Linked DNA regions of Homo sapiens: region 1 is linked to region 2. The links are chromatin loops, found by intact Hi-C in ENCODE. Cell type or tissue: ovary. All regions are shown on one strand. Each heading gives the region's core, and the rest is flanking DNA. Links, peaks and the distances in the headings are about the cores only.

Region 1 (16,568 bases), core at 10,447-15,446, 150 kb after region 2:
ACTGACTCATAGGGTTCTCTGCCATCCCATTGCTCTGCCTCCCCCCATGTCAATATCTGCATCCTGAATCTGATGTTCATCATTCCTTCCTTTTCTCTTCATATTATTTTAAACTTTCTTTTTTATAATGGAAAATTTCAAAAATACACAAAACTAGAGACTAGTCTATTGAAACTACATGTACCTGTGTCCACATTTTAACTTCAAATCATACCCTGCCTTGCTTTATCCTACCCCCACCCCACATTTCCTCTGTTTCCACATTTTTAAGCCATTGTATTTTACTTATATTTGTCCCTAAAGGGTGTCTATTTCTATTTTGGTTGTCTCTAACTTGATAAAAATACATCCTGCAGTATTTTTTTTTTTTTGAAGAGACTTTTTTTCCCCATGTACTATTGTATTGGTAAGAATCATCCTCATTGCTGCCTGTCACTGGAGTTCATTCATTCTGTGTCCTTTGTATCTTGATTTATTTCTCCACTCGCCTCTAGATGGCCATTCAAGTTGAAGGTTTTTGCTATTGTGAAGGGCGCTGCTGTAAATATTCTTTTTTTTTGAGACGGAGTCTCGCTCTGTCACCCAGGCTGGAGTGCAGTGGTGCAATCTTGGCTAACTGCAACCTTCACCTCCTGGGTTCAAGCCATTCTCCTGCCTCGGCCTCTGGAGTAGCCGGGACTACAGGCACGCGCCACCACACCTGGCTAATTTTTGTATTTTTAGTAGAGACAGGGTTTCACCATGTTGGCCAGGATGGTCTCGATCTCTTGACCTCGTGCTCCGCTTGCCTTGGCCTCCCAAAGTGCTAGGATTACAGGCATAAGCCACCACGCCTGGCCTACAAATATTCTTACACATTCTCCTCCTACACCTGGTATAGTCCTAGGAGTGGAATTATTTAACTTTAAGATTAATGCTGGATTATTTTCCAAAGTGGCTACAGCAAATTACTTCCCCTCCCCTGTAGCACTGGATTCCCCTCATCCATATCCTCTGCTCCCCTCCAATGCTTTTATTGATAAGCTTATTAATTTTTTCTGATTACCTGGCCAACTAAAATGGAATCCAATTTGGGCCTTCATTTACATAAATACCATAGGCTGGGTTTTTGCTTACTTGGAACTTGTCACTCCTTCCTTCTTTTTTATTTCTCCTTTTTGAAATGGGAGTGTTTATCCTATGCCTGTCCCACCAATGTATTTTGTAAGCACATAATACAGTGCTTACTTGTCTGGCTTCACAGGTTCATAGCTGGAGAGGAATGTTTTCTTGGGATAAATCATACCTTGAGTCTCACCCGTATCTGATTTAGATAACATTCAGATCAGACTTTGGACTTTAGACTTTAGGGTTGTTGCTGGAATGAGTTAAGACTTTTGGTTATGTTGGGATGGAATAAATGTATTTTGTATGCTTTAAGGTCACGAATTTTGGGGGAGTCACTGGGGTGAAATGCTACGGACTGAATTATGTCCCCCAAAATTTGTATATTAAAGTCTTAATCCCCAGGGTGAAGATATTTGGAGATGGGAACTTTGGGAGGTAATTAGATTTAGTTGAAGTCCTGAGTGTGGGATTAGTGCCCTTGTAAGAAGACCATGGAGAGTTTGTGCCACCCAATCCACCAAAAGGGCCATGTGAGAACACAGCATGAAGACGGCTGTGTACAAGCCAAGAACGCAGGTCCCTTGCAGGAACCCGAATTGTTTCCCTGCAACTTCCAGCCTCCAGGACTGTGAGAAAATAAATGACTGCAGTATAAGCCCCACAGCCTATGGTATTTTGTTAGGGCAGCCAGAGCTGACTAAGACAGCTGGTGCTGTTGACCATCTCTTCATCTGTTTACCGGCCCATCTCTTTCCTTTTCAGTTAAATGCCTGATCACATATTTTGTCTGTTTTTCGATTAGGTGGTTCTATTAGGTACCAAGAGCTGCTGTAAGCAATTACCACAAACTTGGCAGCTTAAAACAACACAGTTCTATTACCTCACAGTTCTGGAGGTCAGAAAGCTGAAGTGGGTCTCGCAAGGCTAAAGTCAAGGTGTGCAGACTGCCCGCCTTATAGAGGCTCTCAGGAGAATTCGTTTCCTCACCTGTCCCAGCTTCTAGGAGTTGCCCGAATTCCATGGCTCATGGCCCCTTCCAGCAATCACATCACTCTGGCCTGTTTTTGTTTTTATCTTTCTCTCCCTGATCCTCCTGCCCCCATCTTCTAAGGACCTTTGTGATTACAGTAGGCCCACGCAGGTATTCTCGTATAATGTTCCCATCTCAAGATCCTTAATACAATCATATCTGCAATGTCCCTCTTGCCATGTAGGGTAACATATTCAGAGGTTTGAGGGATACGGTTGTGAGTCTGCTTGGGGAGAGGGGCATTGTTCTGCCTACCACGGTTGTGCTCTTGCCTTTTTTCATGGGTCAGTATAAGAGAAGCCTCCTAATAGAAAATAAAAAGTGTTAGCCAGGATGTGGAGAAATTAGAGCCCTTGTGCCCTGCTGGTGGGAATGTAAAATGGCGTGGCAGCTGTGGAAAACAATATGGTGGTGCCTCAAAAAATTCAAGATGGAATTTCCATGTGATCCAGCAATTCCACCTCTGGGTATATACCCAAAGGAGATGAAAGCAGGGACTCAGTCAGATACTTGTGACCCCATGTTCACAGCAGCATTCTTCACAATAGCCAAAAGGAGGAAGCAACCCAAGTGTCTATCAATAGATGATGGATAAACAAATGTGGAATATACAGACAGTGGAATGTTATCCAGCCTTGAAAAGAAGGAAATCCTGACAAATGCTACAACATGGCTAAACCTTGAGGACGTTATGCTAAATGAAATAAGCGAGACACAAAAGAAGAGCTATTGTAAGATTCTACTTATATGAGATACCTAGAGTAGTTAATTTCATAGAGACAGAAAGTAGAATGGTGGGCCTAGTGCAGTGGCTCATGCCTATAATCTCAGCACTTTGAAAGGCCAAGGCAGGAGGATTGCTTGAGGCTGAGAGTTTGAGGCCAGCCTGGGCAGCATAGTGAGAACCTCTCTCTACAAAAAATTAAATTAAACTGAAAAAAAATGTAGAATGGTGGTTGCCAGAGGCTAGGATAAGAGAATAGGGAGTTACTGTTTAATGGGTAGAGTTTTTGTTTCCTAAGAAGGAGGTGGAGTTCTGTAGATAGATGGAGAGTCTGGGTTTTCTAAAATGGGGAGAGTTCTGTAGACAGATGATGGTGATGGTTGCATAATAATGTGAATGTGGCTGGGCGCGGTGGCTCACGCCTGTAATCCCAGCACTTTGGGAGGCTGAGGCAGGTGGATCACCTGAGGTCAGGAGTTTGAGACCAACATGGCGAAACCTCGTCTCTACTAAAAACACAAAAATTAGCCAGGCATGGTGTCACACGCCTGTAATCCCAGCTACTCGGGAGGCTGAGGCAGAGAATTGCTTGAACCCAGGAGGTGGAGTTTGCAGTGAGCTGAGATTGCACCACTGCACTCCAGCCTGGGCAACCGAGTGAGACTCTGTCTCAAAAAAAAAAAAAAAAGTGAATGTACTTAACACTACTGAATTGTACACTCAAAAGTGGTTGAGATAGTAAATTTTATGTTATGTGTACTTTTTACCACAATTAAAAAAATGAAGAGTGACATATCAGCATTTGCATGTGCAGTATTGTTCATTTTTTTGTTCAATAAACTCTTTTTTAAAAACAATTATTTATTTATTATTATTTTTTAAGAGATGGGGTCTTGCTTTTTTGCCCAGGCTGCAGTGAAGTGGCATGATCATAGCTTACGGTAGTCTCAAACTTCTGGACTCAAGTGATTCTCCTGCCTCAACCTCTCAAGTAGCTAGGACTACAGGCGTGCCACCATGCCCAGCAAATTTTTCATAGAGACAGAGACTCACTATGTTGCCCGGGGTGATCTCAAACTCTGGGGCTGAAGCAATCCTCCAACCTCAGTCTCCCAAAGTGCTGGGATTACAGGTGTGAGCTACCATGCCTGGCCTCAATAAACTCTTATTAGTGAATAAGCATTCTCCAGATCCTGTGTCAGGCACTGGGGCTCCCAAGAAGAATAAGACACTGTCCCTGTCCTCAGAGCTCATGGTTTCAGAGGGACAAGGCACACAGTTGAGCAATGTATGCAACAGAGTGCTCTAGAGTATTCTGGGTAATAAAAGCCTACAGGTGACTTGAGGAATATAGGGGAGGGAGTGGCTGGTTCTTCTGGCAGGCTACAGTGCGAGTCAGGAAGCCTTTCTGGAAAATGTAACATGTGACCTGATTTCTGAAGCCTGAACAAGTAGTCACCAAGCTTCGGGGGTTAGGGAGGGAGAAGTTTGAGCAATGCAGGGGCCTGACATGTCGTGGTGTGTTCATGGCTCTGCACTTGGTTCTTTGGGGCTCGAGGTGACAGAGGAAGCCTGGGCCAGCAGCGGATAGGGTAGAGAAGGAAGCAGAGGCCAGACTACAGAGAGTCAGTCTCTGGCTGGGTGAGGTGCTGGACACTCCCTGTAGGCCATGGGAATGGCCTATAGGACAGATTCTGAGCAGGAGGGTGACAGGATCGCCTTGAAGTTAGAACCATCACTCGGCAATGCAAGATTACTTATCCGATTTATTCATTCTTGCTTCCAGACTATGTAGAAACTGGCAAAAAGCCTAAAAGTCTAGTGTTTTCAGGCCTGTTTGGAGAGAATGATGGACATGGGTTTGTGAAATATCAAATGCTTGTTCTGACCCAAATTGCTCATAATCAGAAAGAGTACCTTTTCTTTTTTTTCTTTTTTTTGAGATAGGGTCTTACTCTGTTGCCCAGGCTGGAGTGCAGTGGCATGATCATAGCTCACTGCAGCCTTGAACTCCTGGATTCAAGGGATCCTCCCAACTCAGCCTACTGAGCATCTGGAACTACAGTGTATGCCAACACACTTGGCTAATTTTGTATTTTTTAGTAGAGAGAGAGTCTCGCTATTTTGCCCAGGCTGGTCTTGAACTCCTGGCCCCAAAGGATCCTCCCACCTTGGCCTCCCAATGTGTTAGGATTATAGGCCTGAGCCACTGCACTCAGCCAGAGGAGTATGAATACTTAGATATTTGCACACAAATCTCAGTCTGACATAAGTCTGCAACTCCAGCAGCAAAAAAAAGTCTCTATTCTCTTTTCTCAGCAGTGTTTCAAATTGAGCCTTATTGATTATGACCTTGTAGTTTATCTCTCGCAAGTAGCTTTCTAATAAAAAATACTTATGTAACTGTCTTTACTTAATGTTCAAGAGTCTAGCATATTCTCCGTGAATCAGGAGACTAATATTTTATGCTGGCAGTGACACAGAAACCCACAGTTCATTGTCTGAGACTACAGCTTGTCCCAAAGATCCCCATGGAACACGAAGTAATCCCCATCAGCTACAGCCAGAAAATCAGTTTCCTATGAAGTTAGAACAATACGGCTGGGTTTCCAGGAGGTAAAGCATCCTGAAGCTTTGCTGGATGGTATTATTTCTGGTTTTCGCCAGGCTGCAAAGAATTTTCACTTGTTATAATAGGGCAGTCCATTTCCTGCAAAGAAATATCTTTCCTAGGGGTCTGTCTACTCTATAGCTCACAATGTTCAGAAATAACAAGAACTTTACAAGTGTTTACAAACATCGTCTTGTGTTAGGCAAGTATCAAAAAATCTTGTCTCTCACAGACGTTTCAGAGAATCCACACAAATAACTCAGAAAGTCTGTTCATTGCAGAAAAGCTAGTATGAGTTTGCCTTTTTTTTTTTTTTTTTTGAGACAAGTTCTTGCTCTGTCACCCATGCTGGAGTGCAGTGGCGCAATCATGGCTCACTGCAGCCTCAAATTCCTGGGCTCAAGTGATTCCCCTTCTTCAGCCTCCTGAGTAGCTGAGACTATAGGGACATGCCACCATACCCAGCTAATTTTTTTTTTTTTGAGACAGAGTCTCACTCTGTCACCCAGGCTGGAGTGCAGTGGTGCGATCTCAGCTCACTACAACCTCCGCCTCCTGGGTTCAAGCAATTCTCCTGCCTCAGCCTCCGGAGCAGCTGGGACTACAGGCACGTGCCATCATGCCCAGCTAATTTTTGTATTTTTAGTGAAATGGGGTTTCATCATGTTGGCCAGGCTGGTCTCGAACTCCTGACCTGAGGTGGTCCACTCGCCTCGGCCTCCCAAAGTGCTGGCATTACAGGTGTGAGCCACCACACCCGGCGAATACCCAGCTAATTTAAAAAAATTTTTGTACAGACAGGGTCTCACCACGTTGCCCAGGCTGGTCTCGAACTCCTGCACTCAAGCCATCCTCCTGTCTTGGCTTCCCTAAGTGTTGGGATTACAGGTACAAGCCACTGCACCTGGCCTGTTCTGACTTTTGTGCGGCGTGAAGTGAAGAAACTTAACAGGGCATTTCCTTTCGTGCTGTTCTGGCTGTGATGAGCATTTGCAGAATCCCTGGGCATTATTCTCATGGCATTACTCTCTCACTAAAGAGTCTGAGGGCTCGAAGTCATTATCACTCAGTTCTCTCTGAAACTTCAAGTCAGCATCTCAGCTATTCTGTCAATGTTGTGAGCAAAAACTAGTAGCCACACTTTCCAAGTGACAGAGAGGAAGTGTGAGCATGCCACTTCATTACATTTCCTCTCCGGTTGACAGAAGATTCTGACCATTCCTCTTGTTGTCTAGAACAATGGCGGGTGATTTTGTGTCCAAAGGTCATGTGGCAATGTTTAGAGACATTTTCCATTGTCATGACTGGGGTTGAGGGAGCTACTGGCATCAGGTGGGTAGAGGCCAGGGATGTTGCTAAACATCCTACAATGCCCGGACGGCCTCCTCTCCGCGAAAAGAATTTTCCAGTCTAAAATACCAATGGTGTCAAGATTAAGAAATCCTGGTCTAGAACTAGAATCCAAATGCCCCAGTGCCAGCCATTTAGTTCTCTCAGAAAGCAGACTTTTCTGCCCACCCCAATCATGTTCCCCTTTTGTAGTGATGGAAGTTATAACAAGATGCAAGACCAGATTACATTTTCCAGCCTTCTTTGCAGTTTAGTGTGGCCATTTCAGTAGCTCCCACCAATGGAACAAGACCTAAAGTGATGTGTGCCACTCTGGCCAAGGCTTCTGAGAATTCCCTTTTCCCTTCTGCTGGCAAGATGTAGATGACAACTAGGCTGTATGGGAGAGCCATGATGGGAGCCTGGATCCCTGCATCGCCCTATGGCAGAGAGCTGCCCATCGGCTGAAAACACATGCTGCAGTCGCTTATGTGAGTGAGAAATAAACTCCTGTGTTTGAGCCAATTTACATCTTTAGGTCTACTTGTCACAGCAGCTTAGCTCACCCTAGCCAGTAAACAGCCAATCCCCAAGAGCCTATTTTGATGCTAGGAGCCTTAGGAAGCAGAGAGAGCTCTGAATGAGGCAAACATGGCAGGGATCTTTGCCCCTGAGGTTAGCTTGGGTCCCCTCTGCTAAATGGTAGGAGCAGCGCAAGTTCAAGCCTGCCATCAAGGGGCCCTTGCTTTGTTTAGTACAGCCTTGACTTCAGGAGTAGGTTGTGATATGATCCCCACTCTGTGTGATTTCAGCTACGTCATCACGATTAGACACTTAGGCTACTCCGATGGTCCATTTTATCTGTCAGCTCAACTGGGCCACTAGATGCCCAGATATCTGGTCAAACATTATTCTGCTGTGTCTGTGAAGGTGTTTCTGGACGAGGTCAGAATTTGAATCTGTAGACTGAGTGAGGCTGATTGTTCTCTCTAATGTGGGTGAGCTGCATCCCATCAGTTGAAGGCCTGGGTAGAACACAAAGGCTGAGTAATAGGAAACCCCTTCCTGCCTGACTGTGGGGACCAGGACATTGGTCTTTTTCTGTCTTTGGTCTCAAACAGAAACATCTGCTCTTCTTGGGTCTTGAGCCTGTGGCTTTCAGACTGGAATGTATACTCCTGGGTCTTCAACTTGCTGACTGCAGATCTTGGGAAGTTTCAGCCTCCATAATTGCACAGGCCAATTCCTTACAATAAATCTCTCTCTGTCTCTGTCTCTCTCTTTCTCTACACACACACACACACACACACACACACACACACACACACACACACGCATCCTGTTGGTTCTTTTCCTCTGGAGAACCCTAATACAGTTGCAAATTGCAGAAACTCACCTGAAAGCAGTTTAGGCAGAAAAGGGAAGAGGCTCAGAGAACCAAAGCACAGGAAGTGATGGGGTGCAGCTGGCCGCAGGGACAGCTGGACCAGCAGGGCGCATTTTCTCCACCTCTTATCCCCACTGCTCTGGGTGTGTTGGCTTCATTCTCTCTTTGTGCAGTTAAGCCTCTTCACACAGCAGGGAAAAAGCATCATGATCTCTAAGCTCATATCCTCACAGCTGCTGGGCCAAAGAGGAAGCGTCCTCCCTGTCTCTCACTTGAAAATTCTGGGAGGGACTTGGGTTGAGCATCCCTGCTGTGCCTGGAGCAGGCTGTATTATCAGGAGAAATAAGGAATGGGCATAAAAAATGGCTGTACATTGTTTCTTGCATGTACTCTGTGACATTGGGATATGGTCACTGTCCCCTTCCACTTCTGCTGGCTCATCTTTGCCTCCCATCCCTGCTACTTTGACCCAGGGAATCAAAGTGTAGCCTCAGGGAGCAAATTACAGAATTTTTTTCCAACAACCCCTCCCCCACCACTCCTACATTGGCAGTGGTGGCTGTCCAAAACGTGACAGGAGAAAATTCTAACTGTGCAAAATGTGATAGATCCTACAACATGATGATACATGAGATCTGTCATGTAACTCAAGCTGGAAAAATTTCAGCAAGATAAACTGACTGCCATACATCTTAACTAGTCCCTGTCCAGTTTCTATTGGCTAATGCTAGTTTGTTTCTTTTATTTTTTTGAGATGGAGTCTTGCTGTGTCACCCAGGCTGGAGTGCAGTGGCGCAATCTCAGCTCACTGCAACTCCCGCCTCATGGATTCAAGGGGTCCTTCTCTCTCAGCCTCCCAAGTAGCTGGGATTACAGATGCGTGCCACCATGTCCAGCTAATTTTTGTATATTCTTAGTAGAGACGGGATTTCACTATGTTGGCCAGGCTGGTCTTGAACTCCTGACCTCAGGTGATCCACCCGCCTCAGCCTCCCAAAGTGTTGGGATTACAGGCGTGAGCCACCGTGCCTGGCCCATCCTAGTTTCTTTCTTTCTTTTTTTTTTTTTTGAGATGGAGTTTCACTCTTGTTGCCCAGGCTGGAGTGCAATGGCATGATCTTGGCTCATAGCAACCTCCGCCTCCCGGGTTCAAGCCATTCTCCTGCCTCAGCTTCCCAAGTAGCTGGGATTATAGGCATGCGCCACCACGCCTGGCTAATTTTGTATTTTTAGTAGAGAAGGGGTTTCTCCATGTTGGTCAGGCTGGTCTCAAACTCTGGACCTCAGGTGATCCACACACCTCGGCCTCCCAAAGTGCTGGGATTACAGGCGTGAGCCACTGCGCCCGGCCATTTATTTCATTCATCATACTTATCATACTCTGTGATTCCTTGCTTGATTTGTTTACTTGTTTACTGTCCACCTTTCCTACCAGAATTAAGCTCCCTGAGGGCCAGGTTCCATCTGTCTTGGTTCTTGCAGTGCCTCCGTACCTGGCACAGTGGTTGGCATGCCCCTGCTTGTGATGTGTGTAACAGAATATGCCTTTTGCCAATGCTCAGGGTGTTGCTGGGGTTTTGCTGAGGTTTTCCACTTTTCTCTGCACATGGTGACTTAAAGGTCTGCAGGCACTTCTTTGAATCTACTCTTATTTCCGCCATGCCTCGCAGAAGTTCCTTGAGGTCTCTGAGGCCTGAGCGGCCGTTTTCTTCTATGTCTAGTGTAATCACCCTCTACTTTCATACTCTTTTAGTCATTTCAGTGACAACTTGGAAGATGGGGATTCCCGGTACGAGATTGGAAAGGCATAAAATGATACGGCAGTGATCGCTCTTTGGAGATGGTGCTCATAGTCTCACCTTCCAGGGGTTTTTCCTTCATTCTACAAATATTTATTTATTGGCAGGGGCTCGGTTCACTCTCTTGAGCCACTCTCTTGGGCAAGTTCCAAGTCCTCATGTTGACCTGTCTGCCGCATTTGCCATTGCGACTGCTCTTTCCTGTCTGGGGCTTTCTCCACCCTCTTGTTTCTCAATGCAGTAGGGGTCAAGACCCTGCTCCTTCCTAGTTTGCCTTCTTCCTCTTTGACATCACCTCTCCATCTTCCTCAGAGAATCCCCCCTTCCTTCAGTATACCACATGGCACACTGGTCCACTGATTTGCCCTTGTCCAGCTTCTCTTCCCAGGCAGTCTCCTCCGAGGCCTTTGGTTCAGTTCCCTTCTGCAGGAGCTGGTTCTCAATTGCGCGTGTGGAGTCAGAGCACAATCACATCTCAAACTCAACACGTGCAGGGTGGAGGTCGCTTCCTCCCCACACCCTTGCTCCTCTCGCTTCTCTTTCCCTCAGCATTTCCCTGCTCCTCATCCAACTTGCAGCCAACTCTTGTGGATTCTACATTCCCAGCATCTCTCTGGGACCCTACCTCTCCATCCTGGCTACCCTTGCCTTAGTCCCAGCCAGAATCATGTTTTTGTTTTGTTTTGTTTTGTTTTCCCAAGACAAAGTCTTTTTCTGTCACCCAGGCTGGAGTGCAGTGGCTCGATCTTGGCTCGCTGCAACTTCCGCCTCTTGGGTTCAAGTGGTTCTCCTGCCCCAGCCTCCCGAGTAGCTGGGATTACAGGCGCGTGCCACCACGCCTGGCTAATTTTTGTATTTTTAGTAGAGACAGGGTTTCACCATGTTGGCCAGGCTGGTCTCGAACTCCTGACCTCGTGATCCACCCACCTCAGCCTCCCAAAGTGTTGGGATTACAGGCGTGAGCCACGGTGTCTGACCCATGTTTTATGTCTGTTAGTGTGACCCCTATCTTCTTGCCTCCAGTTCTTCTCTCCTTTTAGCTCCTCCATGCCTCCTTTAAATGATCTTCCTATAATACAGCATTGTACTATATCTGCAATACAGCATTGTATCCGACTTCCTCCTTTCATTTATTTATTTATTTTTTTTTGAGATGGAGTCCTGCTTTTGTTGCCCAGGCTGGAGTGCAATGGCACAATCTTGGCTGACTGCAACCTCTGCCTCCCGGGTTCAAGTGATTCTCCTCCCTCAGCCTCCCGAATGGCTGGAATTACAGGTGCCTGCCACCACGCCGGGCTAATTTTTGTATTTTTAGTAGAGACAGGGTTTCGCCATGTTGACCAGGCTGGTCTTGAACTCCTGACCTCGTGATCTGCCTGCCTTGGCCTCCCAAAGTGCTAGGATTACAGGCGCAAGCCACCGCGCCCAGCCTGACTTCATCCTCAATACCTCAATACCTTGAATGCTGAATTAAGTCCCAAATCCTTGTCACCAGAGGCCCTTCATGGCCGGGCCCCTGCCCATCTCTCCAGCCTCCCCTCCATCCCTTGCACCCTACACTCCAAGTCTGCAGAACTGTTTGGAGGTGCCCAGAGTGTACTACCCTACCCTACCACACTGTGCTGCTTCCTTTTCACAAACACCTCTGTATTCGTTTGCTAGAGCTGTCATAACAAAATACCACAGCCCGGGTGGTTTAAACAACAGAAAGTTGTTTCTTCCCAATTCCAGAGGCTAGAAGTTCAAGATCAAGGTGTTGGCAGGGTTGGTTCCTTCAGAGGCCTCTCTCCTTGCTTGTGGATGGCATCTTCTCCCTGCCTCTTCGCGTGGTCATCCCTTTGTGGGTGTCTCTGTGGGTGTCTGTGCCCTAATCGCCTCATAAGGACACCAATCCTACTGGACTGGGGTCCACCCTAATGACCTCATTTTGACTTAATTACTTCTTTAGAGACCTATCTCCAAATAAGGTCCTATTCTGAGGTTGTGGGTATTAGACTTCATGAATAATTTTGGGGGGACCATAATTCAGCCCATAACGCTTCTCCCTCTGGCTAAAAATGAATGTCATTCTCACATGCAAAATACATTCACCCCATCCCAACAGTTTCCAAATCTTAACTCTTTGCAGCACCAACTTTTAAGTTCAAAATCTCATCTAAATCTCATCTAAACCCAGTATGGGTGAGGCTCCCAGTATACTTCTTCCTGAGGCAAAGTTTCTCTCCAGCTGTGAAACTGAAACCGGACAACAAGCTATGTACCTCCAAGACCTAGGGGTGGGGCCAGCATAGAAAGAAATTGGAAAGGAGAAAGGGGTCACGTGTTAGGGTACTTCCATGTATGCATTTTTGAGGTTAACTCAATGGAGAGTAGCCTCCCTTAGTGAACCTGGAAGATGCCACACGCCATTTAACGTCCACTTATCAGGGTGCCCATTTGGAAGCCTCTTCCTCCTGTGCTTCTCCGTACGCCACCCAGTATATCTCTCCATCTCAGTGCCATAACACTCACCACATCCATCTGATGGCTGACTCTCTTCCCTGCCAGACTACACACCTCACGACTTCCAGTACATGCTCTATGAGTGACTATTACGCACATAAACCCCATGAGAGGGGCTTTGTTGTTTTGTACATGCTGTGTCCTCAGAGTCTAAAACAAGTCTGGTAGATGGCAGGTAATCAACAAATATTTGTTGAATCCGTGAGTGAATACAAATAAACACACACACCAAACGTGTATCATGTGCACATTCTGGATTCTGATTTTCCAGGAGTCTGTGAATCTATGCAGTTTCTTCAAGGAGAGTCCAAGGGGACATCAACACACTCCTCCTTCCCCTCAGTGGCCGGATACCAGCTGAGCAACCGTCAGATGTCTCCGGGTCTCCCGATGACTCACTGAATGCTTTCTTTGGGAGGAGTGGGAGGAGAGGATGGCTGACAAAAATAACTGCGGGCACTTGAAGCGGCATCAAGCCTCTGTCGGCGGGGGAACAACGGGGGCGCATCTGAAGGTTTCTCCCAGGCGGGGCGGGCAGCTCTCTATTCTTCAGCACCGGAGGTTCTCCTATGTGTTTAGAGAATTAGATAAACGTAGAGTGAATGGAATAAAACCGGCATTGCTCCCAAGCAGTCAGCTGCTCTTGCCATATGTGAAATTCTGTATCAGCTGTGAAGGAAACACACAGGAAGGGAGCTTAGTGAACACCGTTAAGGTGATCATTCTGTGTGTCTGTCTTTTTTTGTTCTTTAAAAAGGGCTTTATGCTTTGTATTTTATCTCATCTGATGATCACATCAATCAGGTCAGAAGGGCACTTTCACGGAAGAAAAAGGCTCAGAGAGAATCACTGACTTGCTGGAGAGGATCATTAGAGCATGGTTCTCAACATGTGGTCCAAGGACCAGCAGTGTCACCACCACCTGTGAACCTGGTAGACACGCAAACTCTGGGCCCTTTCCAGATCAGAAACTCTGGGGTGGGGCCCGGGAGCCCATTGTACAAGACCTCCAGGTGATTCAAATGCATAGCTGAGTTTGAGAACCCTTGGCTTAGAGTCACACAGGTAACAAGTTACAGATCCTGGGTGAGAACCCAAGGATGTCCTTGGATACTATACTTCAGTGAGTGACTTGCATGTTAGTAGCTGACAATATCTCTCAGGACAATCCCTTGCAATATTAATTTACATTTTGCTTTTGCTTCTACTTCAGTTTATGAAGCCCGGCACAGTCCAGTTCCGGCTACAGCTCCAGCTTCCCTCCCACTCACTGTGCTGGGGCCACACTGGCCTTCTCTCTGTTCTTTAGACACAGCATGCCCTTTTCTGCTCCAGGACCTTTGCACATACTGTTTCCTCTGCCCAGAATGCCATCCCTGCTAGCTTGATTCTTCTCACTTTAAGTCTCGAGGCAGTCATCCTCTTTTCAGAGAGAACTTTAGGACATGCCCATGATGCTCACAGATCGTTCTGTTTAGTCGCATCATAGCACTCGACACCTCCCGAAGTTAACTTGTTTGTTTATTTTATTTTATTTTTGGAGACAGAGTTTCACTCTGTTGCCCAGGCTGGAGTGCAGTGGCACGATCTCGGCTCACTGCAACCTCTGCCCAAGTAGCTGAGACTACAGGCACACGCCACTACACCTGGCTAATTTTATTTTATTTTATTTTTGTATTTTAGTAGAGACGGGGTTTCACCGTGTTGCCCAGGCTGGTCTCAAACTCCTGAGCTCAGGCAATCCACTCGCCTCCCAAAGTGCTAGGATTACAGGCATGAGCCACTGCGCCCGGCCACCTTGTTTGTTTATTAGAAAGTAAATTCCCTGAGAGCAGGGTCCTTCTGGTCCTATCCAATATTGTGTTTCCCAAGTTCACCACAGTGCTTGGCATATAGTAGACACTCAACAAACACTTACTGAAAAAATAAACCATGAACTAGAGGCAACTTGAAAGAGGGAAAAAGCACTTTCCTCCATTCTTGAATCCTGTAAGAATGGCCAGTCTAGGCTGGCTCTCCTTTGGGGAAGGGGGCAGGAAGAAAAATTAACAGTTTCTTGGTTATCAGGGATGCCTAATGGAAGCTGCAGTTGCCACAGATGGCAGGGGAGGGAAGTTAGGCTTAGATGGGAAGAGTGTGGCTGCCTTAAGACTTGCAAGGGGACAGCTCTCTCTCGGTTTTGTTTTTTTTGGAGACGGAGTCTTGCTCTGTCACCCAGGCTGGAGTACAATGGCGCGATCTCGGCTCACCACAACCTCCACCTCCCAGGTTCAAGCGATTCTCCTGCCTCAGCCTCCTGAGTAGCTGGTATTACAGGCATGCACTACCACACCCGGATAATTTTGTATTTTTAGTAGAGACGGGGTTTCTCCATGTTGGTCAGGCTGGTCTCGACCTCCTGACCTCAGATGATCGGCCCGCCTCGGCCTCCCAAAGTGCTAGGATTACAGGCATGAGCCACCGCGCCTGGCCTCGGTCTTTTTTTTATTGTGGTGAAAAACATGTAAGATGAAATCTACCCTCTTAACAAATTTGTAAGTGTAGAGTACAGGCTTGTTAACTTTAGAACTTTCTCATCTTGTGTGACCGAAACTCCACATGCATTGAGCATCAGCTCCCCATCTCTCCTCCCCAAGCCCTGGTAACAAGCTTTCAGCTTTCAGCTTCTATGAGGTTTTTTTTTTTTTTTTGCTTTAGATTCCATATAAATGGAATCATGCAGTATTTGTCCTTGTGTGACTGGCTTATTTGACAACAAATGTCTTCAAGGTCCATTCATGCTATAGTATGTGTCAGAATTTTTTTCCTTTTTAAGGCTGAATGATATTCCTTTGTATGCATGAACCACACTTTCTTTGCCCATTCATCTATTAATGCACTCTTGGGTTGCTTCTGCCTTTTGTCTACTGTGAATGATCTTATTATGAATGTGGATATACAAATGTTTCATTGAGACTTTGCTTTCTATTCTTTTGGGTATATACTCAGAAGTGGGAATGCTAGATCATTTGATAATTCTATTTTTAATTTTTTGAAGAGTCTCTGTTTATCTATTTATGAGACAAGATCTTGCTCTGTTGCCCAATGGCTTGATCATAGCTCAATGTAGCCTTAAATTCCCAGGCTCAAGCCTCCTCCTACCTCAGATCCCCAGGTAGCTGGGACTACAGGTGTGTGCCATCACGTCTGACTAATTTTTTATTTTTTGTAAAGATAGGGTCTCACTGTGTTGTCCAAGCTGGTCCTGAACTTCTGGGCTCAAGCAATCCTCCCGCCTTAGCCTCCCAAAGTGCTGGGATTATTGGCTGAGCCACTGTGCCCAGCCCATACTGTTTTTATAGTGGCTGGGCCATATCGCAGTCTTACCAATGGTGCACAAGGGCTTCGATTTCTCCACATCCTCATCAACCCTCGTTTTATGATTTTTGTTTTGTTTTTCAATAATGGCTATCCTAACAGGTATGAGGTGATTTCTCATTGTGGTCTTGATTTGCATTTCCCTGGTGATTAGTGATGTTGAGTACATTTTCATGTGCTTGTTGGCCACTTGTATATCTTCTTCGGAGAAATGTCTGTTAAAGGTCTTTCCTCATTTTTTTTTTTTTTTTTTTTTTTTTGAGAGGAAGTTTGACTCTTGTTGCCCAGGCTGGAGTGCAGTGGCGCGATCTCGGCTCACTGCAAGCTCCGCCTCCCGGGTTCAAGCTATTCCTCTGCCTCAGTCTCCTGAGTACCTGGGACTATAGGCACACACCACCACACTGGGCTTATTTTTTTTGTATTTCAGAGGAGACTGTGTTTCACCCTGCTGGCCAGGATGGTCTTGATCGCCTGACTTCGTGATCTGCCCGCCTCAGCCTCCCAAAGTGCTGGGATTACAGGCGTGAGCCACTGCGCCCGGCCAGGTCTTTCCTCATTTTTAGGTTGGGTTGTTTGTTTTTGTGGCTATCTATTAAATTTTCGATCCAACTTTTGATTCTGCCATTTACAGAGCACTGTATGTCAGGTATTGTGGGAAGCCCTTAACACACACAATCTCATTTTATCCTTACAACAGCCTTGAAACATAGATACAATAAGA
Region 2 (16,568 bases), core at 7,636-12,635:
CTCCTGTGTAACAGCGGCCGAAACCATAGTTCTTCACCTTCGTCTTTTCTGTCACATTATAGAACAGTGTCATGAGGATACCAATAGTCAACAGATTTGGGGTTTCATTTTAATTAAATGAATGACCCGCGCGTCGAATTTCATTAGTATGATTTTGATGAAGGCAGCACCAAAGTTTAAAGACAAAAGGCACGAGAATCGTTGATGGAACCCAGATAGTCTTCTTCTCCTTCTCCTTCTTCTTCTTTTTTCAGACCGAGTTTCGCTCTTGTTGCCCAGGCTGGAGTGCAGTGACGCGATCTCGCCTCACCGCAACCTCCGCCTCCCAGGTTCAAGCGATTCTCCTGCCTCAGCCTCCTGAGTAGCTGGGATTACAGGCATTCGCCACCACACCCGGCTAATTTTGTATTTTTAGTAGAGACGGGGTTTCACCATGTTGGTCAGGCTGGTGCCGAATACTCCCGACCTCAGGTGATCCATCCGCCTCGGCCTCCCAAAGCGCTGGGATTACAGGCCTGAGCCACCGGGCCCAGCCTATCTTTCTTTTTTTTTTTTTTTTTTTTTTCTTTTTTGGAGTCTCACTCTGTCGCCAGGCTGGAGTGCAGTGGCGCGATCTCGGTTCACGCAACCTCCGCCTCACCGTTCCAGCGATTCTCCTGCGTCAGCCTATCTTTCTTCTTTATTCTGATTTTCTTCATGGTATTGTTAGTTTAATAGTTTATTGAATTAAAGGCATAGTTTAACTATTTTGTCTTTTTTTTTTTTTTTCCATACAGGATCTGACAGACTGGAGTGCAGTAGCGGGATCTCGGCTCAGTGTAGCCAAGAACTCCTGGCCTCAAGCGATCCTGCCGCCTGGGCCTCTGGAGTAGCTGAGTAGCTGGAACAACAGGCGGCGCCCCCCCCCCCCCCCCCCCGCCCCAGCGAATTGTTGCTATTGTTGTTTTGTAGATACCGGGTTTCCCTATGTTGCCCAGGCTGGTCTCTAACTCCTGGCCTCAAGCGATCCTCCCGCCTAGTTCTCCCCAAGTGTTGGGATTACAGGCGTGAGCCACCGAGCCCCACCTTGCCATTTTGTCGTTGTTGTTGTTGGAATTATGGTTTACACACAGCAACGTGCAAATATCTTAGATGTACAGCTTATGTGACCACCACCACTTCAGATACAGAACATTTTCAGCACACCAGAGTTTCCCTCAGGCAAAAGAAAACAGAGGCGATCACTGTTCTTTTACCACCATAGGTTGGTTTTGCTTATTCTTGAACATCATTTTAAAACGGCACGTAGGCCGGGCGCAGTGGCTCATGCCTAATCCCAACACTATTGGGAGGCCGAGGTGCTCAGATCGCTTGAGCCCAGGAGTTTGAGACCAGGAGGTGGAAGCTGCGGTGAGCTGTGATTACACCACCATATTCTACTCTGGGTGACAGAGTGAGACCTTGTCTCAAAAAAAAAAAAAAAAAAAAAAAGCTGGGTGTGGGGAGTGGTTATCCTTGAGGAGAACTAACTGGGAAAGAGAACAAAGGACTCTTCTAAGATGCTGGATATGGCCAGGCACAGTGGCTCATGCCTGTAATCCCAGCACTTTGGGAGGCGGAGGTGGGCAGGAGTTTGAAACCAGCCTGGCCAACATGGGGAAACCCTGTCTCTACTAGAAATACAAAAACTAGCTGGGCATGCTGGCAGGCACCTGTAATCCCAGCTACTCGGGAGGCTGAGACAGGAGAATCGCTTGAATTCAGGAGGTGGCGGTTGTAGTGAGCCGGAGGTTGCACCATTGCACTCCAACCTGGGCAACAGAGTAAGACTCCGTCTCAAAGAAAAAAAAAGATACTGGATATGTTCTCTACATTATCTTGATCTGGGTGGTAGTTATGGAGGTGTGTAAAACACATAAAAACACTTCAGTGTGTGTAAGACTTAGCTCAATTTAAAAATGAAGAACATGGCTGGGCATGGTGGCTCACGCCTGTAATCCCAGCACTTTGGGAGGCCAAGGTGCCGGATCACCTGAGGTCAAGAGTTTGAGACCAGCCTGACCAACGTGGAGAAACCTCATCTCTAATAAAAATACAAAATTAGCCAGGCGTGGTAGCACATGCCTGTAATCCCAGCTATTCAGGAGGCTGAGGCAGGAGAATCACTTGAACCCGGGAGGTGGAGGTTGCAGTGAGCTGAGATCGGCCATTGCACTCCAGCCTGGGCAACAAGAACAAAACTCTGTATCAAAAAAAAAAAAAAAAAAAAAGAAGAAGAAGAACAACAACATAAGTTAGGCTATTATTTTAAAGACATTATATCATTAAGTAGGTTTGAGGTGAAGAAAATAATTGAATAGTTATTGCAAACCCAAAACTCAAGAACGCAATTAAAAAGGCATGTGCTGGCTGGGCACAGTGGCTCATGCCTGTAATCCCAGCACTTTGGGAGGCCAAGGAGGGCAGATCACTGAGGTCAGGAGTTCGAGACCACCTTGGCCAACATGGTGAAACCCCGTCTCTACTAAAATTACAAAAAATAGCTGGGCATGGTTGTGGGCGCCTGTAATCCCAGCTACTCGGGAGGCTGAGGGAGGAGAATCGCTTGAACCTGGGAAGTGGAGGTTGCAGTGAGATTGCACTCCAGCCTGAAACAAAACTCCATCTCAAAAAAAAAAAAAAAAGAGGCCGGGCGTGGTGACTCACGCCTGTAATCCCAGCACTTTGGGAGGCCGAGACGGGTGGATTACTTTAAGTCAAGAGTTCGAGACCACCCTGGCCAACATGATGAAACCCCATCTCTACTTAAAACATACAAAAAATTAGTCGGGCATGATGGTGCGCGCCTATAGTCCCAGCTACTCAGGAGGCTGAGACAGGAGAATCGCTTGAACATGGGAGGCGGAGGTTGCAGTGAGCCAAGATTGTGCCACTGCACTCCAGTCTGGGCGACAGAGGGAGACTCGATCTCAGAACGATCAAACAAACAAAAAAGGCATGTGCTCGGAACAGTCTGACTCTGGGAATGAAGTTGAGTTGATTTAATCATGGCATTGGAAAATCAAGGAGTAACTAGAATAAGATGAAAATTATTCATTAGGCTAACTCTCAGAAGACTAGAAGTGAAAAACTGAAAATTAAAGGAATGAGGTTAAGGCTATCAAATTGGAGGAAGTGAGGGATTTTCTTAGAAATATGATTGATATAGCATATTACATCAGGCTTTTCTGTAGAAATTAACAGCCAATTCTATACTTTATGTGGATATGCACATGACTTAGAAGGGCCAAAACAATCTTGAAGAAGAACAAATTTGGAGGACTTGATGTATCTGATTTCAGAACTAAGGAAATAAGCTAAGTAGTTTAAACAAAGTGGAACTGGTCTAAGGATAGGTAAGCAGATCACTGGAACAGAATGGAGGGTTGAGACATGGATCCACATGTAATGGATCACTTGATTTTTGTTGTTGTTGTTATTGTTGTTGTTGTTTTGAGATGGAGTTTCGCTCTTGTTGCCCAGGCTGGAGTGCAATGGCGTGATCTCAGCTCACCACAACCTCTGCCTCCCGGATTTAAGCTATTCTCCTGCCTCAGCCTCCTGAGTAGCTGGGATTACAGGCATGCGCCACCATGCCCACCTAATTTTGTATTTTTAGTAGAGACAGGATTTCTCCATGTTGGTCAGGCTGGTCTCAAACCCCCAACCTCAGATGATCTGCCCGCCTCGGGCTCCCAAAGTGCTGGGATTACAGGCACGAGCCACTGCGCCCAGCGATCACTTGATTTTTGTTTTTGTATTTGTTTTTGTTTTTTGAGATGGTGTCTCACTCAGTCACCCAGGCTGGAGTGCAGTGGCATAATCTCGGCTCACTGCAACCTTTGCCTCCTGGATTCAAGCTATTCTCCTGCCTCAGCCTCTGAGTAGCTGGGATTACAGGCACCCGACACCATGCCCAGCTAATTTTTGTTTTTACTAGAGATGAGGTTTCTCCATGTTGCCCGGGCTGGTCTCAAACTCCTGGCCTCAAACTCCTGGCCTCAAGTGGTCCGCCTGCCTTGGCCTCCCAAAGTGCTGGGATTATAGATGTGAGCCGCCATGCCCAGCCAACACTTTTAAATGAAAATAATTAATAGGTGAACTTTTTAAAAATTCAATCTACTTTTTTTTTTTTTTTTTTTTTTTGAGATGGAGTTTCGCTCTTGTTGCCCAGGCTGGAGTGCAATGGCATGATCTCGGCTCACTGCAACCTCCACCTTCCGGGTTCAAGCAATTCTCCTGCCTCAGCCTCCCGAGTAGCTGGGATTAAAGGCGCATGCCACCACGCACAGCTAATTTTTGTATTTTTAGTAGAGACAGCCTTTCACCATGTTGTTCAGGCTGGTCTCGAGCTCCTGACTTCATGATCCACCCACCTCAGCCTCTCAAAATGCTGGGATTACAGATGTGAGCCACCACGCCCGGCCCTTATCTTTTTCTTTATATTGACTTGGAAAAGTTTTCTGTGTTCCCTTTTTGCCTTCTGTTGATTTGGAAATTCTATCATTTGTCTCTATAATGGTGGTGGTTTCCCTTCTCATATCTAGTAGTTATGATAAAACCTGTGTTCCTCTAGTAATGTTGCCAAATTGATCAACAAATATGTTTCCCAAAATATTTTATCCACTCACTCACTCCCCAACCTTCACCTAGAGGAAAATTTTGGAAATTGAGATTTTTAGTTCCTCACTTTCCCACTGAAAGTGGAAAAGTGCCCAGCCTCTCTGAAGTATACTTTCTTTTGAAGACTCCTTCATGAACATTTACACTTTCTATTTCTTATTTGGTATCATAACCATAAGACCAGCTCCAAGAATTGCTGATTACTTTTGTTGTTCTTTTGTGTCCACAGAGCCAAGAACTGAGCCCAGTACTCAAAATATTTGTTGAATGAACTATCTATTTAGATATATTTATTACAAGATCAATTGTTCACAACAAGCATTGTGCTCACCATCTACCCAATACTGAGGTCTCTTTTTATTTTATTTTACTTTATTTATTTTTTTTGAGATGGTGTCTCGCTCTGTCGCCCAGGCTGAAGTGCAATGGCATGATCTTGGCTCACTGTAAACTCCGCCTCCCAGGTTCAAGCAATTCTCCTGCCTCAGCATCTCGAGTCACTGGGACTAGCGGGGTACACCACTATACCCAGCTAATTTTTGTATTTTTAGTAGAGACGTAGTTGCATTCACCATGTTGGCCAGGCTCATCTCGAACTCCTGACCTCAAGTGTTCCACCCGCCTCAGCCTTCCAAAGTGCTGGGATTACAGGTGTGAGCTACCGCACTCCGCCTGAGGTCTCTTTTTAAATATGATTAGGGATTGATTAGATAATTTTTTTTTTTTTGAGACTGAATTTCATTCTTGTTGCCCAGGCTGGAGTGCAGTGGCACAATCTCGGCTCACTGCTACCTCCACCTCCTAGGTTTAAGCGATTCTCCTGCCTCAGCCTCCCGAGTAGCTGGAATTACAAGCACCCACCACCATGCCCAGCTAATTTTTGTATTTTTAGTAGAGACGGGATTTTGCCGTGTTGTCCAGGCTGGTCTTGAACTCCTCACCTCGTAATCTGCCCGCCTTGGCCTCCCAAAATGCTGGGATTACAGGTGTGAGCCACTGGGCCCAGCCTAGAGAACTTTTAAGTATTTTCCTCAGGTAGGGTGCATGGGTGATACTGGGTACATAAGTGCTTGAATCATCTGCTTTTGCCCCAAAAGATGAATGACATTTTGTCTGGGGACAGAATTTTTTTTGAGACATGGTCTCACTTTGTCACCTAGGCTGTTGTTCAGCAGCTTGATCATGGCTCGTTGCAGCCTTGAATTCTTTGGCTCAAGGGATCCTCCCACCTCAGCAGCCCCTGTAGCTGGGACCACCACGCTCAGCTATTTTTTCATTTTATTTGTTTATTTCTGTAGAGACAGGGATCTTATTATTTTGCTCGGGCTGGTCTCGAACTCTTGGGCTAGAGTGATTCTCCTGCCTCAGCCTCCCAAAGCACTGGGATTATAGGTTTGAGCCTTTTTTTTTTTTTCTCCAGAGTCTCGTTTTTGCAGTGGTGCGATCTCAGCTCACTACAGCCTCCGCCAGCTTGGTTCAAGTGATTCTCATGCCTCAGCCTCTCAAGTAGCTGGGACCACAGGCATGCACCACCATGCCCGGCTAATTTTTATATTTTTTCTAGAGACAGGGTTTCACCATGTTGGCCAGGCTGGTCTCGAACTCCTGGGCTCAAGCAGTCTGCCCACCTCAGCCTCCCAAAGTGCTGGGATTACAGGCATGAGTCACTGTGCTGGCTGGAAATGAGTTGTTTGTTTGTTTGTTTGTTTGTTTTTATTTTTATTTTTGGGACTGACTTTCGCTCTGTTGCCCAGGCTGGAGTACAGTGGCGCGATCTTGGCTCGCCACAACTTCCGCCTCTTGGGTTCAAGCGATTCTCCTTTCTCAGTCTCCCCAGTAGCTGGGACTACAGGCATGCGCCACCACACCCGGCTAATTTTTGTATTTTTAGTAGAGATGGGGTTTCACTATGTTGGCCAGGCTGGTTTCGAACTCCTGACCTTGTGATCCTCCCACCTTGGCCTCCCAAAGTGCTGGGATTACAGGTGTGAGCCACCATGCCTGGCTGGAAGGAGAATTCTAATGCTAGTTTTGTTTTCCTTTTATACAACAGCCTCTTCCTTCAATGTGAAAACTTGTGCACCTCTCTCTTTTCCCGTGGAATTTAGGACTTTTGCCAGGATGTGTGTATAGGTATATATATTTTTATTACTCCTGTCTAGGTGGCCTGATAAAGAAGAAAGATAAAACAAAATTACATTTATATGTTATAAATGAAAAAATATATAACTAGAGAAACAGAATAAACTCAAAACACTTATCACAGGATCTTATATGCTTTCTTGGGTCCTTTGGAAAATATTTTCATCATCTGTATTATACCCTCTTAGTAACATACATTGAGTTTGGGTAGGTTTTGATAAGACTTGCTAAATCATAACATCTATTTTTTTTTTTTTTCTGAAACAGGGTCTAACTCTGTCACCCAGGCTAGAGTGCAGTGGCATGATCACAGCTCACTGCAGCCTTGAACTCCTGGGCTCAAGGCATCCTCCCACCTCAGTCTTCCAAAGTGCCAGAAGCCACCACTCCTGATTTATAACTTTTATTCAATATATGCTGTTTTCTGAACTAAAATGTCATATGTAGACAATGAAAAACCCATTCTGTAGCCATTCTAACTGAGCAAATTTCCCTACCATATATGACATTAAATTCTTCCTGAATTTAATTAGCCAGGCATGGTGGCGGGCGCCTGTAATCCCAGCTACTCGAGAGGCTGAGGCAGGAGAACTGTTTGAACCCGGGAGGTGGACACTGCAGTGAGACAAGATCGCACCACTGCACTCCAGCCTGGGCAAAAACAGTGGAACTTCATCTCAAAAAAATAAATAAATTCTTCCTGAATTCAAATTCATAAAGACAGAAAGTAGAATAGAGATTGCCAGGGGCTGAGGGAGGAGGGAGTGGGGAGTTACTGTTTTTTGTTTTGTTTTGTTTTGTTTTTTGAGACGAAGTTTCACTCTTGTCGCCCAGGCTGGAGTGCAATGATACGATCTCAGCTCACTGCAACCTTTGCCTCCTGGGTTCAAGCGATTCTCCTGCCTCAGCTTCCCAAGTAGCTGGGATTACAGGCGTGAGCCACCACACCAGGCTAATTTTGTATTTTTAATAGAGACAGGGTTTCTCCATGTTTGTCAGGCTGGTGTGGAACTCCCGACCTCAGGTGATCCGCCCACCTTGGCCTCCCAAAGTGTTGGGATTACAGGCGTGAGCCACTGCACCTGGCCCGAGTTATTGTTAATGTGTTTCTGTTTGGGGTGATGAAAAAGTTCTGGAAAGAGTGGTGATGGCTGCACATTGTGAATATATTTACTGCCACTGAATTGTGCACTTATATAGTTAAAATTTTATGTTATACAGCATATATTTTACCACACAAAAAAAGAATTCTTCCTGGACTTTAAAGCACAAGCAGAATGAATAAAGAAAGAATGCCTCATCATTTGCACATTGTGGATGGACAATACGGCAGCAGAGTCCCAATATCGACGCCCACTCATGAAAATCAAAAGTGGTCGTTTTTGTACCTAGAGTAGTCAAATCAGTAGACAAAAAGTAGGATGGTGGTTACTACGGGCTGGGCGTAGGGGGATTAGGGAGTTTTTTGTTTTGGTTTGGTTTTTTTGAGACCGAGTCTTGCTCTCTAGGCCAGGCTGGAGTGCAGTGGCCCAGTCTCGGCTCACTGCAACCTCTGCCTCCCAGGTTCAAGCAATTCTCATGCCTCAGCCTCCTGAGTAGCTGGCATTTCAGGTTCCTGCCACCATGCCCAGCTAATTTTTTTGTGTTTTTAGGAGAGACGGGGTTTCACCATGTTGGCCAGGCTCATCTTGACTTCCTGACCTCAGGTGATCCACCCGCCTTGACCTTCCAAAGTGCTGAGATTACAGATGTGAGCCACTGCGCCCAGCCAGAAGTTCTTTAATGGGTATAGAGTTAGGGAAGAAGAAAAAAATTCTGGAGAGGGATGGTGGTGATGGGAGCACAACAGTGTGAACATACCTAATGCCACTGAACTGTACACTTAAAAAGAGTTAAAACGGTAACTTTCGTGGGTTTTTTTTGTTTTTTGTTTTTTGTTTTTGTTTTTTTTGAGAGATGGAGTCTTGTTCTGTCACACAGGCTGGGGTGCAATGGCATGATCTCGGCTCGCTGCAACCTCCACCTCCCAGGTTCAAGCAGTTCTCCTGCCTCAGATTCCCAAGTAGCTGAGACTATAGGAGTGCACCACCACACCCAGCTAATTTTTGTATTTTTTAGTAGAGATGGGGTTTCACTGTATGGTGGCCAGGCTGGTCTCGAACTCCTGACCTCAGGTGATCTGCCCACCTCAGCCTCCCAAAGTTTTGGGATTACAGGTGTGAGACACCGTGCCCAAACTTTTGTGTATGTATGTGTTTTTCACAATTTAAAAAATAAAAAATTTTTTTTGAGACAGGGCCTCACTGGTGCCCAGGCTGGAGTGCAGTGGCAAGATTTCAGCTCACTGCAGCCTCGACCTCCCCAGCTCAGGGGATCCTCCCACCCCAGCCCCCCAAGTAGCTGGGACCACAGATGCAGGCTACCACGACTCATTAATTTTTTTTGTAAATATGGAATTTTGCCATGTTGCCCAGGCTGGTCTCGAGCTCCTGGGCTCAATTGATCCACCCACCTTGGCCTCCCAAAGCGCTAGGATTACAGACATAAGCCACTGCACCCAGCTGAATTTTTGTTTTTGAGTCGGAGTCTCGCTCTGTTGCCCAGGCTGGAGTGCAATGGTGCGATCTCAGCTCACTGCAACCTGTTCCTCCTGGGTTCAAGCGATTCTCCTGCCTCAGCCCCCCGAGTAGCTGGGATTACAGGCATACACCACCACACTCAGCTAATTTTGTATTTTTAGTAAAGACAGGGTTTCTCCATGTTGGTCAGGTTGGTCTGGAACTCCCGACCTCAGGTGATCCTCCTGCCTCGGCCTCCCAAAGTGCTGGGATTACAGGTGTGAGCCACCACACCCAGCCTGAAAAAAATGTTCAAGTGGGCATTTTTGGCTCCATCTTAGGCCCCTAAAACCAACATGATGAAGTCTCTGGTGACTCAGGATAAGGAGAAACAGATCTAGTATGTGATGTGTTCACAGAAGGAGAACAGATGCAACACTCAACTCCAAAGGGGAAAAAAATCCTGGTAAATCTGTATAGGATTTTAAGGGAATCTGAAAATGGTATGGCGTGTTTGATTTGCTTTTCTCTAAAGCACTGCTCTGTAAGTTCCTATGGGGGGGGCGGGCAGAGCTGCTAGAAATACAGAAGCATAAGAGAGTAAATAATGGTACCTTCATATGCAAATGTGCTTTTCAGATTGGATCTGTCTGTGCTTGTTTTGAGCTATACCCGGTAAGGCTCCCTCCAGAAACAGAATTCTTGTTTAGCTCCTGGGAGTGTGCAGAATCCACAACAGCCACTAGGGGGCAGGAGGCATGTGTCATATATACCGGGCAGTGAGAAAGAGTTAATGCAATTAACTAAGGGGCACTATTTTGTACCCTCAGGCTTGAGAGGCCGCCAAGCTACTCCAGCCTCATACAAGTGGGGAAAGACTTTGACGGAGTTTAGGGTGGACTGGCAGGCTCTCAACCATAGCAGGAGCACTCAAATTTCTCAGCTTATGTGGCAGGCCTCATTTCTTTCCCTGATGGTACTATTTATCTCAATATTTATATCCCTCTTATCAGCATGCTTGTGGTAAATGTTATTTTTCTCAGCATTTTCAGGGGCACCACTAACCTTTGTGCCAAGAAGAAAACGAAGCCTCTCCTGGACAGACACAACCTATTAGGCCCAGAACTTGGAAAGCTGCCTGATGCTGTTAAAAGTTATTCAATAATACTTGTTAAAGGACAGTAAGCAAGACTTTATCTGGGACCATCAAGATGGGTATAGGAACCACTGTAATGGGATTTTGCTATAGGGGAGAGAGATTGGACTCAACTCTAAATACAGCATGGGCAAGGGGGAATTTACAGCCAAGAAGCAGGGTGGAGGTCAGTGGATGGAAAATTACTAAGAGGAGTAAGGGGGATTCTGGCCAAACCCACCTAACAGGACTCTTGCTGAAGACAGGCCAAGGTGACCCAACATCAGCTGGAGGATGATGGGGGATGAGAAACCTAATCAGATATTGAAGATGATCAGATATCAAGATACAGGGTTCTGGCTAAAATCACTTAGAAGAGTTCTTTTGCTAAAACTGGATTTATAAGGAAGTGCACAGATGGGCCTCTGGAGAAGGTTCAGAAGCCTGACTGAAGTTTGTCCAAGCAAAGAATCTTTGTCAATGCCTCTGAGTGAATTAGAAAACAAAAATCCCTTCTTCCTGTGCAGCCCTATGTGGTAGTCCTGAGTGTTTACTAAGCACCAGGCACTGTGCTGAGATGAACTTTGCAAACTTTGTCTAACAGCCTTCACAAAAAGGCAAGCACTTTTATTGTCCACATTTTTCTGCTGAGAAAATTGAGGGTGAGTGTAAGTAACTCACTCAGGGTCACACAGCTAGCAAGTGGTAGAGCTCAAAACAAAAGGATGGATAATGACCTCAGATGTCCTGAACTTCTTCCCACATCCACTGAACTCACCAGAGTCTCCCCCCACCACCTCCCAAACTACATCCTCAGGGCAGCAAGAGTGATTTTAACTCTTTATTGCTATACTCATGTATATCACGTACATGTAGAATTCAAATAATAAGAAGAATGTCCAACTATGACAAGAAATGGAGCTTTATCAATTTCTCTGATGTGCCCCATCATCCCCTCACCGCTCCTCAAGAGGTAACCACCCTTCTGACTTTTGTGCTCATCTTTATCACATATAAGTACATATATCTAAATAACATTTAGTCTCATCTGGTTTCTTGGGGGGTTTTTTGAGACAGGGTTTCACTCTGTCACCCAGGCTGGAGTGCAGTGGTGCGATCTTGCCTCACTGCAACCTCCGCCTCCTGGATTCAAGTGATTCTCCTGCCTCAGCCTCCCGAGAGCCTGGGATTACAGGCATGTGCCACCATGCCTGGCTACTTTTATTTAATTTAATTTATTTATTTATTTATTTATTTATTTATTTATTTATTGAGACGGAGTCTCACTCTGTCTCCCAAGCTGGAGTACAGTGGTGTGATCTCTGCCCACTGCAACCTCCGCCTCCCGTGTTCAAGCAATTCTCCTGCCACAACCTCCTGACTAGCTGGGACTACAGGCTCATGCCACCACGCCCAGCTAATTTTTTTATTTTTGGTAGGGATAGGGTTTCACCAGGTTGGCCAGGCTGGTCTTGAACTGACCAATCTCCTGACCTCAGGTGACTGGTCTGCCTCGGCCTCCCAAAGTGCTGGGATTACAGGTGTGAACCACCACGCCCTGCCGTCTCATCTGTTTTTGAACTCATTATAATAAGCTAACAAATAATGCATGCATTCTTCTGAGACTTTTCTTTTGTGATTCATGCATATTGATGTGTATCCTAGAGTTGATATGTATTCATTGTTGCACAGGATGAACCTTCTACAATTGTCCATTTTTCTGTTGATAGAATATATGTTTACAGTTATTGCTATTCTGAATAATGCCGATATAAACATTCTTGTTCATCTCTCCTGGCACACATGCGCAAGAGATTCTCTAGGGTATGAGGTGTTTAAAAATCTTTTCAGCCAGGCACAGTGGTTCGCGCCTGTAATCTCAACACTTTGGGAGGCCGAGACAGGAGGATCACTTAAGTCCAGGAATTCAACACCAGCCTAGGCAACATAGTGAGACTTCTGTTGCAACAAAAAAAAAATAATAAATTAGCTGGGTGTGGTGGTGCATGCCTGTTGGTCCCAGCTATTTGGGAAGCAGAGGAGGGAGGATCACTTGAGCCTGGGAAGGCAAGGCTGCAGTGAGCTATGATCATGCCAGTGCACTCCAGCCTGGGCGACAGAGCAAGACCCTGCTTCAAAAAATAAATAGTAGAAAACATTTAAAAATAAAAATACTTTCAGGCAATTTGATTATGAACATGTGACAAAGTTTCACTATAGTCTTGCTACAAGAACAAAGGCCTCTGACAGACTAAGTCAAAGATTTCTCTCTTGGTAGAAACAATGGGGGAAAATGACTACATAATCACTGTTTAGACTGTATACAAAAGAAATGCCTAATTAAAGATCTTTAGACTCTTGACTGACAGCTGATAATCATCTTCATGAGTGGGTATCTAGCTTCTCAGGAGAGGTCTTAATTCGATTAGAAACTATCAAAAAATTGCTTCAGGCCAGGCGCAGTTGTTCACACCTGTAATCCTAGCACTTTGGGAGGCCAAGGCGGGCGGATCACGAGGTCAGGAGTTTGATACCAGCCTGACCAACACGGTGAAACCCTGTCTCTGCTAAAAATACAAAAATTAGCTGTGCGTGGTGGTGCGCACCTGTAGTCCCAGCTAGGATAATCGCTTAAACCCGGGAGGCAGAGGTTGCAGTAAGCTGAGATGGCACCACTGCACTCCAGCCTAGGCAACAGAGTGAGACTCCATCTCAAAAAAAAAAAAAAAATTGCTTAAATTTTTTGTTGTGGGGCAGGGTGGGAGACAGAATCTCCTTCTGTCACCCAGGTTGGAGAGCAGTGGTATGATCATAGCTCACTGTAGCCTTGACTCCTGGGCTCAAGGATCCGCCTGCCTCAGCCACCAAATAGTTAAGACTACAGGTGCATGCCACCACATGAAGTAATTTTTTTTAAGTTTTGTGGAGATGGAGGGTCTTGCTATGTTGTCCAGACTGGTCTCAAACTCCTAGCCTCAAGTGATCCTCCCAACTTGGCTTTCCAGAGCGCTGGGATTACAGGCATCAGACAACATTCCTGGCCCAAATATTTTATTAGGAATACTACTGTCTTCCTTGAGGAGGTTATGAATTACATTACCCAAAAATATTCCACCCCAAGCCAGGTTTAGGACAATTTTTCTTTTATAATAACTGCAGTTGGATTGCTGCATCTAGGATATGTGCACATTCAATTTTGTTTCTAAAGGGGTTATACCAGTTTACAGTCTTGCCAGCAGTGGGAGAGAGTTCCTATTGCTCTACATCCTACCCAACACTTGACATTGTCTGAATTTTTAATTTTATTGGGTTTTTTTTTTCTGGAAATGGGGACCTCACTATGTTGCCCAGGCTGTTAAACTCTCAGCCTCAAGTGATTCTTCCACCTAAGCCTCTTAAAATGTTGGAATTACTGGTGTGAGCCACCACACCTGGCTTTAATTTTTTTTTTTTCCCATATGGAGGTTGTGAAATGGCATCTTGTCATGGGTTTATTTAATTTAATTTATTTATTTATATATTTTGAGGGAGAGTCTCACTCTGTCACCCAGGCTGGAGTGCAGTGGCGCCATCTCATCTCACTGCAACCTCCGGATCCTAGGTTCAAGAGATTCTCCTGCCTCAGCCTCCTGAGTAGCTGGGATTACAGGCATGTGCCACCACACCAGGCTGATTTTTTTGTTTTTAGTAGAGAGGGTTTCACATGTTGGCCAGGCTGGTCTTGAACTCCTGACCTCAGGTGACCCACCCTCCTCTGCCTCCCAAAGTACTGGGATTATAGGCGTGAGCCACCGTGCCCAGCCTTACCTTTTTAAAATAATAGTTTGGCTATTCCAGGTCCTTTCCATTTACATATAAATTTTAGGAACAGCTTGTCAATTTCTATTTTTAAAACAGGCCGGACACAGTGGCTTATGGCTATAATCCCAACACCTTAGTAGGCCAAGGCAAAAGGATCACTTGACACCAGGAGTTTGAGACTAGTCTGAACAACATAGGAAGATACCTCATCTCTACTTAAAAAAAAAAAAAAAATTAGTCAGGCAAGATGGCTTATCCTTGCGTCCTAGCTACTTGGGAGGGTGAGGTGGGAAATGCTTGAACCCTGAAGTTCAAGGTTGCAGTGAACTATGAATGTACCACTGCACTCCAGCCTAGGTGACTCAGTGAGATCTTGTCTTAAAAAAAAAAAAAAAAAAAAAAAAAGTCGGCCAGATGTGGTGGCTCACGCCTGTAATCCCAGCACTTTGGGAGGCCAAGGCAGGTGGATCACCTGAAGTTGGGAGTTCGAGACCAGCCTAGCCAACATGGAAAAACCTCGTCTCTACTGAAAATACAAAATTAGCTGGGCGTGGTGGTGCATGCCTGTAATCCCAGCTACTCAGGGGCTGAGGCAGGAGAATCACTTGAACCCAAGAGGCGGAGGTTGTGGTGAGCTGAGATTGCGCCACAGCACTCCAGCCTGGGCAACAAGAGCAAAACTTCATCTCAACAACAACAACAAAAAATTATTTCCTAGGCTGGGCGAGGTGGCTCACACCTGAAATCCCCCCACTTTGGGAGGCCGAGGTGGGTGGATCATCTGAGGTCAGGAGTTCAAGACCAGCCTGGCCAACATGGTGAAACCCCATTGTGATGGTTAATACTGAGTGTCAACTTGATTGGATTGAAGGATACAAAGTATTGATCCTGGGTTTGTCTGTGAGGGTATTGCCAAAAGAGATTAACATTTGAGTCAGTGGGCTGGAGAAGGCAGATCCACCCTTAATCTGGTGGGCATGATCTAATCAGCTGCCAGTGAATATAAAGCAGGCAGGAAAACATGAAAAGGAGAGATGGGCCTGGCCTCCCAGGCTACATCTTTCTTTTTTATTTTTGAGACAGTCTCACTCTGTCGCCTGGGCTGGAGTGCAGTGGCTCAATGTCAGCTCACTGCAACCTCTGCCTCTCAGGTTCAAGCAATTCTCCTGCCTCAGCCTCCTGAGTAGCTGGGATTACAGGTGCCCCCCATGACACCTGGCTATTTTTTATATTTTTAGTAGAGGTGGGATTTCCCCATTTTGGCCAGGCTGGTCTTGAACTTCTGATCTCAGGTGATCTGCCCACCTCAGCCTCCCAAAGTGTTAGGATTACAGGTGTGATCATCAACCCTGGCCCCAGCCTACAACTTTCTCCTGTGCTAGATGTTTCCTGCCCTTGAACATCAGACTCCAAGTTCCTCAGTTTTGGGACTGGGACTGGCTCTCCTTGCTCCTCAGCTTGCAGACAGCCTATTGTGGGACCTCGTGATCATGTAAGTTAATAGTTAATAAACTCTCCATTATGTGTGTATATGTATATATATACACACACACATATATAACCCCATTATGTGTGTGTCTACATATATATCCTATTAGTTCTGTCCCTCTAGGAGAACCCTGATTAACACACCCATCTCTACTAAAAATACAAAAATTAGCCAGGCGTGTTGGCATGCACCTGTAGTCCCAGCTACTCAGGAGGCTGAGGCAGAAGAATCGCTTGAACCCCAGAGGCGGAGGTTGCAGTGAGCTGAGATGGCGCCACTGTACTCCAGCCTGGGCAGCAGAGTGAGACACCATAAAAAAAAAAAAATTACTTCCTGTTGACCAGGTCTGAAAAAATTTAAAAAAAGAAAAAATAATAATAATAAAAGAAAGTCTTTTACTTTTACTTACTGAGATACCTTCATGCTCATTGAGGATTTACCTGAGCTATGTCTAAGACTGCTTTGCCAGAGGTTTGTCTAAATTTTTTCTAGCTTTATTGGGGATAACTGGTATACAGTTAAGTTGCAGGTATTTACAGCATATAAACAGATACATTTCTATATATGCTTATACCTGTGAAACTATCACCATAATCAAGATGATAAAACATTTTCCTCACCACTAAAAGTTTTTCCTGCCTTTTATAACCCATCCCATCTCATTACTCCTTCTTGCCTCCATCCTCAAGTGATCACTGATCTGCTTTCTCTTTCATGAGTTTGCATTTTCTAGAATTTGATATGGAATGAAATCATATAGCTTATACCCTTTTTTGGTCTGGGTTCTTTCACTCAGCATAAT

What was found. A loop is a pair of places that touch in the nucleus more often than their neighbours do. Peaks named below come from ENCODE experiments on the same cell type or tissue, not always from the same donor. Only the 100,000 strongest peaks of a DNase experiment are listed, where the experiment ranks them.
Region 1: a loop joins it to region 2, with 3 times the contacts of the local background. A loop is called at or near these places in 77 of 110 quality-filtered maps.

Annotation. Positions count from the first base shown.
Region 1 is chr17:16,503,880-16,520,447 of GRCh38, forward strand. No RefSeq gene overlaps it. Among named protein-coding and RNA genes, the nearest start is that of LRRC75A, 20 kb to the left of the region's middle. RefSeq lists an enhancer at 12,405-13,604. In ovary, for the core only: no CTCF peak of the experiment used is centred there; a DNase peak (open chromatin) is centred at 12,935.
Region 2 is chr17:16,353,869-16,370,436 of GRCh38, forward strand. No RefSeq gene overlaps it. Among named protein-coding and RNA genes, the nearest start is that of CENPV, 8.7 kb to the left of the region's middle. RefSeq lists a silencer at 10,060-10,179. In ovary, for the core only: a CTCF peak has its summit at 10,087 (motif pointing right); a DNase peak (open chromatin) is centred at 10,083.